2 separate regions of the Mus musculus genome follow, and region 1 is linked to region 2. The links are chromatin loops, found by intact Hi-C in ENCODE. Cell type or tissue: left cerebral cortex. All regions are shown on one strand. Each heading gives the region's core, and the rest is flanking DNA. Links, peaks and the distances in the headings are about the cores only.

Region 1 (8,167 bases), core at 2,045-4,544, 55 kb before region 2:
GATGGCTGTGAGTGACCTCACGCTGGCACTGAACTCAGGTGCTCTGTAAGATCAGTCAAATGCTCTTAACTGAGTCATCTTTCCAGCCCCAAAGTGAGACTTTCTGAGACAGTCTCATTGTAAAGCTCAACTTTGCTAAGTACACACTATGGAGGCCAGCCTACCTCAGTCTCCTAAACACTGGTATTACAGGAAGCTGCTGTACCTGCTTGGAGTAGTTTTTTTAAAAAACAAAAACCCAACAAAACCCTAGTTTCCCAGGAGAGTGCAGTAGGATGAACCAGAGACAAGTTAGGTTTCCTGGAGAGAAGAGAAACAAGGAAGGCTGGACCTGGAGTTGTACATAGGGCCCAGGAGAGGTAAAGAAGGTAAGGTACATCAAGGGGCTGGAGAGATGGCTCAGAGGTTAAGAGCACTGACTGCTCTCCCAGAGGTCCTGAGTTCAAATCCCAGCAAGCACATGGTGGCTCAGAACCATCTGTAATGGGATCCGATGCCCTGTTCTGGTGTCTGAAGATAGCTACAGTGTATTTATCATATATACCAAATACATGAATAAAATCTTTAAAAAAAAAAGGTACATCAATGGGGTGTGTGATTAACTCTAGTATAGGAGGAAGCAGTAGTCATGGTCTTCGGTCTTTGCCTTCCCTGAGCAGTCTAGAGCGAAAAGCACTCACTGGACGTGTAGGGAATGCCGTGATGTCTGCTTCCCTGAGCTGGCCCATCCACTTAACGAGGCATATTTCTGACATGACAAGCCTAGAGCTTCTTACTATACTGTACTGTACTGTCTGCTCAGTAGTCCTGTCCTGTCCAGAAGATCCTTGTTCTTGCCCAAGGACTTTGAAAAAGAAACCTATCAAGCCAGCTCAGAGCCAGACTCAAGACCAGTGTGTCCTGAAGCCCTCTGGCCACCTGAGGTGACCTGACTGGCCTGGCTACCAACAAGGCTGGGAACAGACACCGGGGGAGGGAGAGAGGGAGGGAGGGAGGGAGGGAGGGAGGGCTTTATTAGATTCTGCTATGTACACATATGTACAGCTGGTGTGAGCCAATGGTACATTATGCCACAGATTTACCTCATACACACACTCTTGGGCAGAAAGCAGGAGGTTCTGTTCCGAATATCCCACTGCTGGTGAAGGAAAAGGACCCTAATGGAAGCTGCCTACCCCACTCCCAGACACTGACTCACTCCCACGGACAATCTGTGCCTCCCCCTGCTTCAGGGACAGGATTGGCAAGATTTGGTTGGCGGTAGCGGCAGCAGCTGCTTCCAATCTTTCTCTTCACTCACACTTGTGCAGAGGCCAAATATCAGCAGTGGCCCCACTCACTGATAGGAGCAGCCTGACACCTGCTGCCCAGAGCCTGACCGGAAGGCCAGCTCCAGCATACCCACAGCCTCTCTTAAGAGAAGCAGCCTGGCTTCATGGAGCACTGGCATGCATCTTCTCCAGGCAGTTTGTCCAGAACGTGACCAGTCGGTTGTCACGGTTGATGCAGAAATCCGTGAAGTCCTTCAGCAGCCGATCAGCAAACTTCTCGTCCCCTGTGGCACTAGAGCGCCATGTCTTGGTCAGCATGGTGTTGTAGGCCCAGTTGTAGCCAACCCGCTCCTCACAGAACATGTTTTGGTTGGTGGAGCTGGTAGAGTTCCGTCGCCGCCGCTGCTGCCCTGAAAACTTGCGTTTGGAGTACGGCAGCTGAAGGAACACCGTTCCTGAAGGGAGAGACCATGCCTGAGTGGAGCTGTGGTGAACACCTGCAGCAGGCTCTGGTGGTCCTACCCTGAAGGCTCGGGCAGGGCCTCGTGCACCCACCCACAGCGCCTCACCTGTGACATGGATATACTGTGGCTTATTCTCAGCAGGGAAGTTAAAAGCGGAGACAGAATATTTATCTTGCACAAATCCAAACCTACGGTAAGGACAGACACATTGTCTCATTAGCTAGAGAAACAGGGAGCAGTGTGCAGCTGAACTCTTGACAGGTAAGGGTGTGCCAGAATGTGCAAAGGCCTCTGGTGTGGAACATGCGGGCTACAGATTGTTGTTCTCACTATCTGCCTTTCACCTTGGGAGGCTGCGGCTCTCCTGCTCATGGTTTAGCCTGCCCTGCGGTGACTGCAGCAATCTACCCAGCCTCCGCTCCCACGTAGCACCTTCCCTTCCCACATGTCCTCCCCTCTGTGGTCCCTACTTAGTGTTCATTCTGCCTCTTGTGGAGTCTGTCCCGGCAGGCTGCTCACCAACCCCCATCCTGTCTTAGGTTTTCCTGTCACACCTGACTGTTGTCATGCTGACATTGAAACGATTCTCAGTAAAGGCGCTCACTGACATGGAATGAAGTAGCTTAAAACTCTTCTCACAAAGGCGAGGAGGAGCCCAAGGCTCTTTGCTCTGCTGTGCTCTAGAGATGGGAAGTGAACAGAAACCACTCCTCATCTGTGACTTGCCCTGTTCCACTTCTTATCTATAGCTTGTTCTATTCCTGGCTTTTCTATTTCCATAAAGCACATTTATTCTAGCCCCACCTGCTAAGAGCTGTAAAGGACGTGCTAACAGATGTGCCCAGATTCTGCCCTCTGTGTCTGAGCGTTTACGTAATAGAGGCATCGTTGTAGGAGGTAAAATGTGTCTTCTTTCCTAGACTGAGCTGGCTGGGGAAGTGCTGTGCTGTATCCTCCAAGCTGCCAGCTCTAGGCTTGTCTCCCCTACATGCACATCAAGTATGCAAACTCGATGGAGAGCATCTACAGGACACTTCGATTTCTTTCTTACTTTCTAACCAAGCCAACTGATGTATTTAGCATGATCAGGTGGACCAGAGGCCTATCTCATTTCTCCTTTAGGTCACCAGGAAAGACCCTTTTACTTTTGAGACAGGGTTAGGCATCCCAGGCAGGCCTCAAATTCATACTTCAGCTGAGGCTAAAAACCTTTCCCACTGCCTTCCTGCTACTACCTGTGGAGTGCTGGGTGGCAGGTGTGCACCACTGGGCCGTTTCCTGTAGTGCTTGCTGCATGCTAGATGAGCATCCACCACCCGATCCACACCCCTAGCCTAAGACCTTTATTTTATTGTGTGTATGTATGTGTCCTTGCTTGTCTGCATGTGCACATGAGTACAAGTGCCCTAGGAGGCCAGAAGGGGGTGCTGGATCCTCTGGAGCTGGAGTTACAGGCAGTGGTGAGCTGCCCAGGGTGGGTGCTGGGAACCAAACCTGAGTCCTCTACAAGGAGCAGCAAATACTCTCAGTTGCTGGCCATTTCTCCAGCCCCAAGATGTTTATTTTTTTTAAGAACCCAATTTAGCCAGGCATTGTGGTTCATGCCTTCAACCCCAGCACTTTAGCCCCAGACAGGCAGATCTCAAGGCCAGCATAGTTTACAAAACCGAGTTCCAGGCCAGCCAGGGTTACATAGTGAGACCCCTTTTCCCCAAAACCCCAAACAAACAACAAAAAACAAACTAAATCAAACAAACCTCCACTTGGGGCAACCCAGGATTGCAGCAAAGGCAATCCACCTCAGAGAAGATGTACTATACTCACTCCAATTATCCAGAGTATTTAGAAGAAGAGCTAGGAGCCACCACAGAACTGGAGGTGGGGTATGTGGTAGGGGTATGGTAGCTTTTCTAGCGTTTTCTGAGATGGACCTTTGGGTAGACCATCACTTCAGAGTCACATCTCCACTTGGACTTTCACTCCATGCAAAGCCACAGGCAGGACCAGGGATGTAGCCCCGTGGGAGACTGCTGACCCAGCACCCACAGGGCCCTGGGCCCACCCCCAGTACTGCACACAGAAGCTACGAGCAGAACAACTACTCTGAAAAAGGCACTTTGCTGGCACTATGGATGGGGAAAATTAAACTTCTGCCCTCCTAGGTCCTACAAAGCACTCTAGATTGACAGTTTTTAAAAGAGGAAAGTGCAATTTAAAGCATGTTATGCTGGAGTATCCTGTAATCTTAATACTTGAGAGCCAGAGACAGGAGACTGTGAGTTCAAAGCCATCCAGAATGACACAGAAATCCCCTGTAAGGAGGAGAGAGAGAGAGAGAGAGAGAGAGAGAGAGAGAGAGAGAAGAGAGAAGAGAGAGAGAAAGAAAAGAGAGAGAGAAACTCTAAATAGAGGGACCTGAGAGTCCCTGGCAGAGGGAGACACTAACAGGCACAGAGGAAGCGTGATAGATAAGACAGCAGAGTCTGCTGTAGTCAGTCACACATGGGACAGCTTTAAAGACATGTAAGAAAATTGGATATTAGGAAAGAGGCTGAAGAGTAACAGGCAACAGTTTACAGAGGATAGCCCCAGGACCTGTATCAAGGAGGATTAGAGAACAAGACACTGTGAAGAAAAAAAGCAGATTTGGCAAATGAAGGTCAAATCCAGGAGGCACCTAGTCAAAATGTGTAGAGACTGGTCAAGAAGAGGCACACCAGCTGTACTTTAGCTGGGGCATCGTAATAAGAACTGTTTCTTGCAGATTTACCAGCTGAGCCAGCAAACCCCAGAGGGGCAAGAAAAGGAAGGCTATGTTGTAAGCCTAGCCATGGGACTTCTATGGGCTCAGCAGTGTGGGTGGAGGTGGATCAGACAAGCCTGCTTCCTAGAGCACTGTCTTTTCCCAGTGACTGCTGTGCTCCCTCCCCTCCCTCCCTCTCTCCCTCCCTCCTCCCTCCCCTCTGCTCAGATCTACATCCCTTTAGCAGTAGTAGGAAATGAGTTACCACAGCACTCATTCCAGACCCTTCTTTGAACACATACATACCATTCAGATCTTATGGTAAGGTGCAAGGTAGGGAAAAGCCAGCTTAGGGGAGAGAAGTTAGAGACCCCTAGCCTTGTGAGTCTCTGGTGGGAGGGTTGGGTGGGAACACTCAGGGTGGGAGTGAAGATGTAAGACAACAGGACAATACAAAGAAGGTGCTTCAAGCCTAGGGTAACTGAAACAGTGAGAGGAGGCTTTGTGTAACCACAGGAATAAGTAGGAGTGGACACCAGCTAAGTGATCCTTGGAAGCAAGGTGGCTGCTGCACTGGTGAGGACGGCTGCGAGTCAGAGGAACCCAGGAAAGCTTACCTGGAGCACAAGTCCTGTGCCAAGGAATACCTAATTTCACCCATTGTTTCAAAACCATCCATTGCTTTCTAAAACATAGGGAAGGTTTACTGACAAGGTTTACAATGTCTCCTTTCACCTGTCTCCTCCATAGCACAGTTGGGTTCTTTGTAGGCTACATACAAAGAACAAGGCAACGAATCTGAGACAAGGCCGGCGTGGCCGCAGGCCGCAGGGCAGCATTTCTCTCTGTGCCTGAGTGGAGGTAAGCAGTGAGATTGTCACTAGAGCAGTGGTTCTCAACCCCTTGGAGGTCAGCCCCTTTCACAGGGGCTGCATGTCAGATGTCCTGCATATCAGATATTTACATTAGGATTCATAATAGTAGCAATTACATCTGTGAACAATGTTGTGGCTGGGGGTCAGCACAACACGAGGAACTGTGTTGAAGGGTCACAGCATCAGGAAGAGGAAGAACCACTGCTCTACAAGGACAGAGCCTTTTCCTCCGGAACAGAATGAGCTGGGTTTCACTCTAGTAACTGCTAGAGGAGAAGAATACTGGTCACTGTTCCTTCTTGCTAATGGACAAACCTGTGTGCAATGGCTTCCTGGAAAAGATGCATTCGATCCCAATATGTCTCTGGTTCAAAGCCTGAAAGGAATAAGGAATAAATGCTGAGCTGTGATCACAAGGTCTGTAACAGACTCACACTGTTCTCTTCATTGCTCTTTACAATTCCGGTCTCCTGGATCTGAACTTTAGTCCCCACCAGTTATAGAAATGACAGCTGTGTACCCCATAATCCTTCTCCAAGTTCCTCCACCGTCTAGAAAGGTGGAGTCCTCGGGAGCCAATGTAACCTTCAGAATTCAATGAGGCTTTTGCTAATGTCTTTTTTTTTTTTTGGTTTTTCGAGACAGGGTCTCTCTGTGTAGCCCTGGTTGTCCAGAAATTCGTCTGCCTCTGCCTCCCGAGTACTGGGATTAAAGGCGTTTGCCACCACGTCCGGCTATGCTAATGTCTTAATTCTCAAGCTGAGGAGAGTCCAGTACTTTTTTGCTTATTATTTGTTTCTGAAACAGGGTCTCAAACAGCCCAGGCTGGCCTCAACCTCTAAGTGGCCAAATGGCTTTGAATCCCTGACCCTCCTACTTACTTAACAGGTGTGTACCATGAGACCTGGTCTGAAAGAATATTAAAACACAAACCTGAAGTGTACATTAGGTGCTTTTGAATAACAGCTTCCCTCACCCCCGTTTCTAACACCACTAACCTTCCATTTCCCTTTAAAGAAAGAAAGCTCCATTTTATGGGTAAAGAAATCGAAGCAAGTAAAAAAAAAAAAACAAAAAACTCTTGAGAAGTCATCAGCTTGGAAGGAGAGGCGAGCAGTGCAGGAGGATTTGCTCTTCTGTCACCAATGGGATTGCTCCAGCCTCCCTCTTCCACGGGCAACTGCTGAGGACTAAAGCAGAAAGCAGGTGGGAAGGCCAAGCACTGTCACATAGCAACAGGAAGCAGAGATGGATGGATGGAAGGCCAAGCACTCTGTTACATAGCAACAGGAAGCAGAGATGGATGGATGGAGATTTTGAGGGTCCTGGCAACAACAATAGAGACATCCCAAGAACTAGGGATGGAGTAGCTTTGTTACTCTGTCCATAATTAGAACTTTCTTTAAAATAGATGGGAGACACCCCCCCCCACTCATATGAACACACATAAGATACATACATACACCCACATACACAAACACACACCCACATTCACATATATACACACGTATACCAACCACATTTATTCCAGATTTTAAGGTGTATACTCATTGTTACAAGAAGTAAAGAAAACAAGAAGAATAGAGGCACCTAATCTAGAAAATTGAATTTTAGATTTGGGTCCTATTCCTTTAAATTAGGACTTCCCCTGTAACCATGGTAACCAACTGAGGTTGATGGTTTAGAAGACCAGGTCAGAACTGGCAGGGAAACTACCAGCTACAATGCCTGGGAGCAATCCTGTTACAATGAGGTAACCGTAGCCCCTCAAGATATTAACAGCACTGCAGTGAGCTGCCTGGCCTAACCTTCTGGGAGAAACATATCATTCACATTGCAGGACTGCATAAATGGTCCTCTCTCAGTCCTGTGCAGCTCAGGATCTCTGGCCTCCAATGCAGAGGAACTCTGCAGTGCTCAGGTACAAAAATGTCTGCTAAGTTGTAAGCAGAGAGTACAGACTGTCAGTACTAGCAGGCAGCCTGTCATAAAAATCACAAGATCACTAGGTTTAGCCCGCCCTCTGGTAAGCCCTCCTCACCCTCTGCCATTCAGCGTAACACAAACTTACAAGGGAGTGGGAAGAAAATATTTCTCTGACATCAGAGTTGTGTCTTTCACATTTATGATCTTGCTATCAGCTCCTGATACATTAGCATCAACTCCAGCTTCTTGCTTTTGAAAATGTCATCTTGTACTCATGGAAAGCTTTTTAGGAGCTATTTATGAATTCATCTGCATGTGTGCTTGGTGATAGCAGTGGGAGGTGCAGGTGGGGAGATGGTGTGAGTAAAAGGCACATTGGGGTGGTCTGCTCTGACAGACCTTTTCTGACAGAAGGAAGGGCTCTAACCTGAGATACAGCCCTGGAGACACACACAGGGAGCCTGGGACTTACAAAGCCTGCTGCAACTTTGCACAAGAGGACACCGCTTCCTGTTTTGCTTTTGATGGTCTTTCTAGGGACTAGCATGCAAAAAGCTCTCCTCAAATTCAAGCAAGCACTGCAGGTGGCTGGGAGCACACAGGACACAGCAATGGTGTAGAGATGGACAGCGAACAATCCCCTTTCCCATCCACTGTTTGCTTCACACTGGCCTTGCAGAGCTGGCAAAGTAGCTCTAGCTAATCCATGCAAGAGCAATTCAAAGCTCAGAAGCATTGAGTGGTCTGTCCCAGATTACCCAGTCACTAATAAAATCCAGCACAAGGCTGGGAGGCAGCTCAGGGGTTTAGAGACCAGGCTGCTCTTGCAGAAGACCTACGTTTGGTTCCCAGCACCCCGTTGGCAGCTCACAACCATCCAGAACTTCA
Region 2 (8,167 bases), core at 3,029-5,528:
TTCTTTAGTGGGATTAACAGTATGTGTACCACTGGCAGTAAGCCACCATGTGAAAGCTAGGAACGAGAGACCAGGGCCTTCTGCAAAGCAGCCAGTGCTCTTAACCACTGAGCCATCTCTCCAGCTCTTAGAGTTGGGTCTTCTGTGCTGGTTTTGGAATAGGGAATTACTTTGTAGCGGATGCTGACATGTATCTCACCATGTTTGGGCCACCAAACCTAACTGAAATGGTTTTCTTTGCCATTGTTGTTTCTCTGTGTTTGGGTGCTAGTGATGGAACCCAGGGCCTAATGCATGCTCAACAAGCATGCTACCACTGAGCTGCACCACCCTCAAAAGGGCTGAAGTGCCAGTTGGTTTCTATGTCAACTTGACATAAGCTATAGTCATCAGACAGAAGGGAGCCTCAGTGAGCAAATGTCTCCATGAGATCTGGCTGTAGGCAAGCCTACCAAGCAGTTTCTTAATTAGTGATTGGTGGGGGAGGACCAGCTCATTGTGGGTGGGGCCATCCCTGGGCTGGTGGTCCTGGGTTTTATAAGAAGAAAGCAGGCTGAGCAAGCCATTGGGAGCAAGCCAGTAAGCAGTATTTCTCTATGGCCTCTGCATCAGCTCTTGTCTTCGGGTTCCTCCTGCCTTGTGTGAATTCCTGTGCTGACATCCTTCAGTGATAAACAGTGATGTGTTTAAGCCAAATAAACACTTTCCTCCCCAACTTGCTTTGGTCATAGTGTTTTATCACATCAACTAAGACAATAATCAAACGAAAGAAAACCTACTCTCAGGATTTAGAAGAAAAGAGTATAATTTTAGGAGAATCACTTACCTCTGCTATAGAGTGGGCTACTGCTCAATGGGGGTGGGACTGTGGTGTTGGGTTTCTGGGTCTTTGGCTGTACTATGATTTGGTAACCCTGCATGAGACGCTGGCAGATGAACTCTTCAAACACTTGCTGGGCTGTCATTTGAACACCCTCCTCATCCCTCCTGGAAAAGAAATGAGCGAGTGTGTGAGCATGCTTGACCTTGGGCAGTGATACAAACAGTCACTGCGCCTCTTCTCTTGTTTCATCCCAGATTATCACTCTACAGCAACTCATAAAATCCCTAACCTATACACCAGCTTTAGGAGAAATGATCAGTTTAACAAGGTAGAGAAAGAAGACAGAAAAAAAGAATAACCTTAGAAAATACAATCAGATGTAGTGTGCCCAAAACAACTTCCTTAGCAAATACGTTATCCAGGAAGACAAACTGCTCATGTCAACACTGAGAGAAACTTGCAGTTCTTGCACCATCAGATTTCCCAAATACTAAAGGAGGACACGAAAGGCTTCAAACCTCAGTGTTCTTCTCTCTACGCATGTGTTCCAATATACCCATAACCCTCACAAACAAAGCTGGCTGCTTTTGTTCCAGGCACTGACCTGTCCATGTCTGCTTCTGGGAGGAGATCATAGCAGCCCTCTGTGTAGTCATTCTGCAGGCCCTGACGGTCCGGGAAGTAGTCAGTGGTGAGGGGAAGGCATGCAGGAGTAGTAAGAGACTTCCAATCCACTCCAACTGTGCAACAGAAGCCTGGCACTACAGGGGGAGCAGACAGTGTCAGAACTGCCTCGCATAACGGGGAAAAGGTATATGTGGTCACCACGGCAGGTTTGGGTATGGGAGGAAGGGAGAGGGTGGGTGTGAAGTTCATGGTAAAAGGTGATCGAAATTGCCAGGATAGAGAGGGAGCAGAGGGAAGGGGATGGGGGAGGGAGAAAGAGAGAGAAACAGAGTTTGTTAGATAACGCAACACATGCTTATCCAATCCCATCATGCAAATGGGATTCACAGCCGCTTATTTTTCATTTTCTGCTGATCATGAGCTAGAGCTGAAATGCCAGTGAGGTTACTGCAGGGCAGGCAGGGTTATATATCAAAGCAAATTAACATTCTGAGGACAGAAGAGAGGCTCAGGGTAGAGCTTCTCCTTTCGAGGGCTGCAGAGTGTCTGGGTAGAAAAGGAAGAAAGCTCAGCCTAATTGGGAGCAAAATAGCAAATAGCAGCAGAAACAGGAACACTTTCAGAATCACAAGTAATAGATTCAGGATAGGAGGGGAAACCAAAGGAGGACGTCTGGGACAGTTACAAGGCTGGAATTTAGGAGACACGAGTTTGACATCTGCTCCCTAGATAAAGCAGGTTTTCAACACTGGTAACTAACTCCTGACATTTTGGACCAGGCTAGTCTGTTATAGGAGGCTGTGCTGGACAATGAGAGATGCTGAAGAGCAACACTGGACTCTACTCACAAGATGCCAGCAAGGTGCTCTACTGTGAAAACCAGAAATGATACAGACACAAGTCTGGCTTGGATTTAAGACCACTGAGTTAAAGTACAAAGGCCGCTCTATGTGGTTTGTTCCACTAGATTCATGCACTGGTGGAAATATGAGAAATATGGACGCTTTAACAGTGAACTAGAGGCAGCTCGGACAGTCCTTGCCCTACTCTGCTCTAGCTACAACTTACTGCACGAGCTCTCTCCGGCTTTCTAATCATGATGCCATCCACCGCCGTGGGATGCAGTTGGTGAGCGCTTGCCAGAGCCAGCACCACAGTAATCTCTCTCTCCTCCTTCCTCCTCTCTCTCAGAGGCTTGCTATGCATCCCAGGTTAACCTTGAACTTGTAATCCTTCTCTTGGAGCTTCCAGAAGGCTGGGGTACAGTGTGTGCTACACACCAGGCTCTAAACCACTTTTGAATAAATGTTTCCCCCTCAAGTGTTTCACTTGAATGATGAAAATAGACAGGTAGCTATCTCTCTATGTAAAACTGACTCAATCTTTAAGATTTATTTTTTAAATTTTTTATTTTTTTTTGGTTTTTCGAGACAGGGTTTCTCTGTATAGCCCTTGCTGTTCTGGAACTTACTCTATAGACCAGGCTGGCCTTGAACTCAGAAATCCGCCTGTCTCTGCCTCCCAAGGGCTGGGATTAAAGGCATGTGCCACCACTGCCCCACCACTGCCCAGCCTTTAAGATCTTTTAAGTGCAGACTTTTATAAAATCTATAAAAGGAAACAAACAAGGGCAGTAACAACAACCCCTCCACACCCAAGAGTACTGAGTGGGACAGTTTCACAGTGTACACTGTAAATGCAGTGTATGAGCAGTAAGGAGCTTACAACACAGTGTATTTCCCCAGGGCTCCGTCAGCCTCACATCACTCTCCCATGGATGAAAAAGGCGTGTGTGCTAAGTACAGGGACAGAGTGCCTTAGGCCCTGGGGAAGACCACCACTGGGCATAGGCCTAACTCTATGCAGGGCTCACAGAGTCATTAGTACCTCAAAATTCAAAATACACCCCCAAACAGCAGAAATTGCACCCCAACTTCCCCACATGACAAATAAGAAGCTGTGCTTATCCCTACTTCCTGGATAAAACCAGAAGAGTCGTAGTCAAGCCACTGTGAGGTAGTGAGAAATGAAAGCCAGCTACCTCTTTATGTTGTCTTGGACACACCAGCCCTCACTACCTTTCTGAGTCTCGCAGCAGTGATTTCTGCTGGGCATGATAGCATATGTCTGTAGTCCCAGCACTGGGAAAGCAGAGACAGGATGGTTAATACAAGTTCATAACCAGTTATACTGAGAAACCCTAGCTTAAAAAACAAAACAAACCTGGAAACTATACAAATGGTTACTAATAAAAATAATTACTAAAACCCAAATATAATCATATGTTTGATGATATAATTAAAAATAACTTCACATTTTCTGTGTTTTTTTTTGTTGTTGTTGTTTTGTTTTGAGACAGTATCTTACTATGTAGCCCTAGCTGGCCTGGAACTCCTACTTACACCAGGCTTCCCAAGTGCTGGGATTAAAGCCCTGTGTTACCACACTAAGCTTAATAAAATTAAAACAAACAAACAAAGGGGGGATGGTAGAGAGTTGGCTCTGTGGTTAAGAAGAACACTTGTTCTTGCAAAGGGCCAGGGTTTGATTCTCAGCACCCATGTGGGGGCTCACCACCTCCTCAAACATCAGGCATGCATGTGGCACACAGACATACACATGCAGACAAAACACCCATACAAACAAAATAGTAAAAACAAAAAACAAAAAACAAAAACAAACAATTTTTAAAAAGAAAGAATAAAAGAAGGCTGGAGAGATGGCTCATCTGTTAAGAGCACTGACTGCTCTTCTAGTGTTCCTGAGTTCAATTCCTGGCAACCACATGGTGGCTCACAACCACCCACAATGAGACCTGGCGCCCTCTTCTGGTGTCTGAAGACAAGTACAGTGTACTCATACACACAGTACAAATAAATCTTTAAAAAAACTAAAAGAGAGAAAAAAGAACAAGCTTTGGGGCTGGCATGATAGCTCAATGGCATGAGGTACTTTCCACTGAAGCCGATAACCTGTGCTTGATCCCTGGATCCACCCAGCAGCAGCAGAGAGCCAGCTCCCATGGGTGTCTTCTAGCCTCCATGTGCATATGCTATGGCTTATGTGTGCAACCACACAAATGTGTAAAATAAATATTTTTTGACTTAAAAAAGTGAGCAATAGGGACATGAAAAATTGTAAAAGGATTCAGTTCATTAAACATCAATGGAGTCAAAAAGACCCAGAGCTACACAGCCACAGCCACACAGAATAAAGCAGTGCAGTGGTAAACGGTTCCCCGTATTCTAGTAAAGGTTCTCTCTAACTGCTCAGCTATTTAATAGACAAATGTGACCTAGTCAAATGTTTTCAACTATAAGTGTATCTGAAGGACTCTAGTTATAGCCGTTATTTCTTTCTGATTTTTCTCCCAGAGCTAGTATTAGGTCTAAGAGCTAAGGTTGGCTTCTGCCCGGCGAGAGGGTCTTCTGGGGAAGTCTACTCCTTGCCGTGTGTCCTGAATTACACATCCTGGAGCAGGTCATTCCGCCCACTTCTCTCACTTGGCATCAGAGAGACTCAAGAGTCCCTCACATATCAGCTTCCTGACAGAGAACGTGGCTTTCTGGACGACTGTCTTCCCACAGGGCTTGCTCCTGCCCTCACTACTCCACAGTCCACAGTCCCCATCGCCTGCCCTCTCACTAGTCCGTCAGCCCTTCTTACTTGGGTCTGGAGAGGTAGAAACACTGTCCTCTAGGGAGTCCTTGTTCTGGGTCCTAGGATTCACACCTAGAGAAAGAAAAGGTGGCTTGTGTGAGTCAAAGTTACTCGACAAAAAAGTTCTTATACTTGTGGTTGAAAAAGCTCAAAATAAAGTTAAAAATACAAACACAAACCAAGTGCCAATTATGAAATGGGTATTTCAAATGGCCCAAAAGAATCAGCCACAGAAAAATATGAACAACTTAGAATTTAGGAATGAACCAGAACTTCAATGTTATCAAAACCATTCTTTTTGTCTGATAAGCTTTTTCTGCAAAGCAAACTGCTACTTATTTTAAGGAAATTGACACATTTTAAAGTCATTTTAACCAATTAATTTTTAGCAAAGATAAAATAACCTAATTAAATATTGTGCACTTGTTTAACCTGAACTTCTGTAACTCTTTCCCAAATCATAGCTTTTAAAAATATAACACATGCTAGAGACATGGCTCAGCAGTTAAGAGCACTGACTGCTCGTCCAGAGGTCCTGAGTTTGATTCTCAGCAACCACATGGTGGCTCACAACCATCTGTAATGGGATCCGATGTTGTCCTCCAGTGTGTCTGAAGACAGCGACAGTGTACCCATATATGTGAAATTAAAAAAAAAGAATATAACATAAGACATAAAAATTTACTACACTTAACAGACTAACAAAAAATTCTACCTAAATATAATTAGTCTGAAAAAGATTTAAAATGAAACTTAAATATGAAAGGACATAGCTAATTTAAAAAACACACACAACCAAATGTCACTTAGAAAACATAACTATTTAATAAAAAAGCAGACTATAAAGAGGAATATTGGAAAGGGCCTCAAAACATAACCAACATGAGCTGCCTCCACACAGAAAGCTCAAGGGAGGATGTAAGTAAAACGCAGGACTTTGTTTTAGGATTATTTGTTTTTATGTGTGTGAGTACCTGCTCATATACATGTGCATCTTGTGTGTGCCTGAAGCACATGGCGGCTAGAGGAGGACATCAGATCCTCTCAGACACTGGGAGCTGTTGTGTGGGGATGAGGAACAGGACCCAGGTCCTCTGCAAGAGCATCACAGACTCAGCTGCTGAGCCTTGCTCCAGCCCCAGAGTTTCAACCTTTTACTCCATATACCTCTGTGTCACTGGAATCCCTCTCAACTATAACATGTATTTATAAATTCTTTGTGAATCTTTAGAGAAAAAAAAAGCAATAACACAGGAGAAAGCACTTGAAAAATCACATAATCTGGAAAAAGGACTTGCATCTGGAATATAAAGAGATCTCTCAAAACTCAAGAGGAAGAAAATTAACAACCCAATAAATAAATGAACAAAATATTTAAATAGACCCTTCAACACCACACACAGAAGGCAAACGAGCACATTTAAAAATAGATTCCACACCAGTGTCCACTTAGGAAACAGCAAATTAAACAGTGAGATGCGTTTGCGCCTGTTTTGTCTGTTATTGCCAGGCAGGGTCTCTTGTGTCCCGTGCTGACCTCACGCTCGCCGGCAGCAGAGAATGGTCCTGAATTTGCAGACCTCCTTCCTCTCTCCCAGGGCTGAGCCCAGTTTCTCTGCTTATTCAATTTTACAAACAGTTTTGCCTACATGTATGTTTGTGCACCATATTCATGCCTGGTGCCCACAGAAGTCAGAAGAGAGCATCAGACAACTGGAACTTGAGTTACAGATGGTTGCAAGCCACCATATGGGAATCACAACCTCTATAAAGCACCAAGAGCTCCTACCTGCTGAGCCAACTCTGTAACTCCCTAAGCCCAGCTTCTTTCCCTTCCTTTCTTCCTCTTCCCTCTCCCCATCCCTCCCTTCCTTTTCTTCTACTTGGATTTTTCTTCCTCTTATTGAAAATAAAAGCTGGGGGGGGGCTAGAGAGATGGCTCAGTGGTTAAGAGGTCCTGAGTTCAAATCCCAGCAACCACATGGTGGCTCACAACCATCTGTGATAGGATCTGATGCCCTCTTCTGGTATGCCTGAAGACAGCTACGATGTACTCACATGAATAGAATAAATAAATAAATAAATAAATAAATAAATAAATATTTAGAAAAAAGCAAAGCAAAGCAATTCAAACCAAAGCAGGGGATGGTGGTGCACGCCTTTAATCCTAGCACTCAGTGGACAGAGGCAGGTGGATTTTGAGTTCAAGGCCAGACTGGTCTACACAGTGAATTCTGGGGCTGCCAGAGCCACACAGAGAAACCCTGTCTCAAAACAAGCAAACAAAAGATCTATTTTTCCTCACATACTATCATAATTATTGTTTTCCCTCCCTCTACTTCTCCTGGTTCCTTCCTACCTCCCCTCTCATCCGGATCCATTTCCTTTTGTCTCTCATTAGAAAGCAAACATGCTTCTAAGGAATAATAATAAGATATAATATAAACAAAAACTAATACATAAGAATAGAACAAAACAGGAAAAGAGCCTTTAAAAAGGCACAAGAAACAGATAGAGATCCTAGACTACTTGTTCACACTATCAGGGATCCCATAAAAACACTGGAAGCAATAATATATACACAAAGGATCTATACAGTAAAAGAAACACACATATATATAAACACAATAAGGAAAATGTTTTAAAAGCCCTGACCGACATGACATTTATGACATTATAAGATATGTAGCCTCCAAAGATGCCACTGAGTTCATTTTCTGTTGGCATCTACTTCCACCAATCCCAGCTTTTCATGTAGGACAGGCATGGGACCCTGGACCCAGCACTCCACCAACTGAGCAGTATTTCAATCCTGTTTGTTGTTTAAATAGGTTCTTGATACATAACTAGGTAGGTAAGTGCTTAGTTATGTAAGGTCCTAGCTTCAGTCTCTCCAATACCAGTAAAAAGGCAGAAGGATAGAAATCTATCTACCAAGACCCACTAACTGCCTTTACGCTGCTAACAGCATAGAGAAGTGAACAATACAGCTACAAGGTCTCACAACCCTGCTCAAAACAAACTCCTGCAGAGCCAAAAGGGAACCCACAGAGACAG

The links. Hi-C counts contacts between places; a loop is a spot of excess contacts. Peaks named below come from ENCODE experiments on the same cell type or tissue, not always from the same donor. Only the 100,000 strongest peaks of a DNase experiment are listed, where the experiment ranks them.
Region 1: it touches region 2 in a loop (2.2-fold over the local background); 3 of 42 quality-filtered maps call a loop at or near these places.

What each region holds. Positions count from the first base shown.
Region 1 is chr5:32,984,498-32,992,664 of GRCm38, reverse strand. Depdc5 (DEP domain containing 5) reads right to left here. Exons shown (of 43, transcript NM_001170567.1): 41 at 5,669-5,729; 42 at 1,841-1,923; 43 at 1-1,726. The coding sequence ends at 1,434. Among named protein-coding and RNA genes, the nearest start is that of Ywhah, 30 kb to the left of the region's middle. In left cerebral cortex, for the core only: a CTCF peak has its summit at 3,152 (motif pointing right); DNase peaks (open chromatin) are centred at 2,238 and 2,577; H3K27ac peaks cover 2,395 bases.
Region 2 is chr5:32,930,965-32,939,131 of GRCm38, reverse strand. Depdc5 (DEP domain containing 5) reads right to left here. Exons shown (of 43, transcript NM_001170567.1): 25 at 5,117-5,182; 26 at 1,428-1,584; 27 at 827-987. Among named protein-coding and RNA genes, the nearest start is that of Depdc5, 71 kb to the right of the region's middle. In left cerebral cortex, for the core only: a CTCF peak has its summit at 4,271 (motif pointing left); no DNase peak of the experiment used is centred there.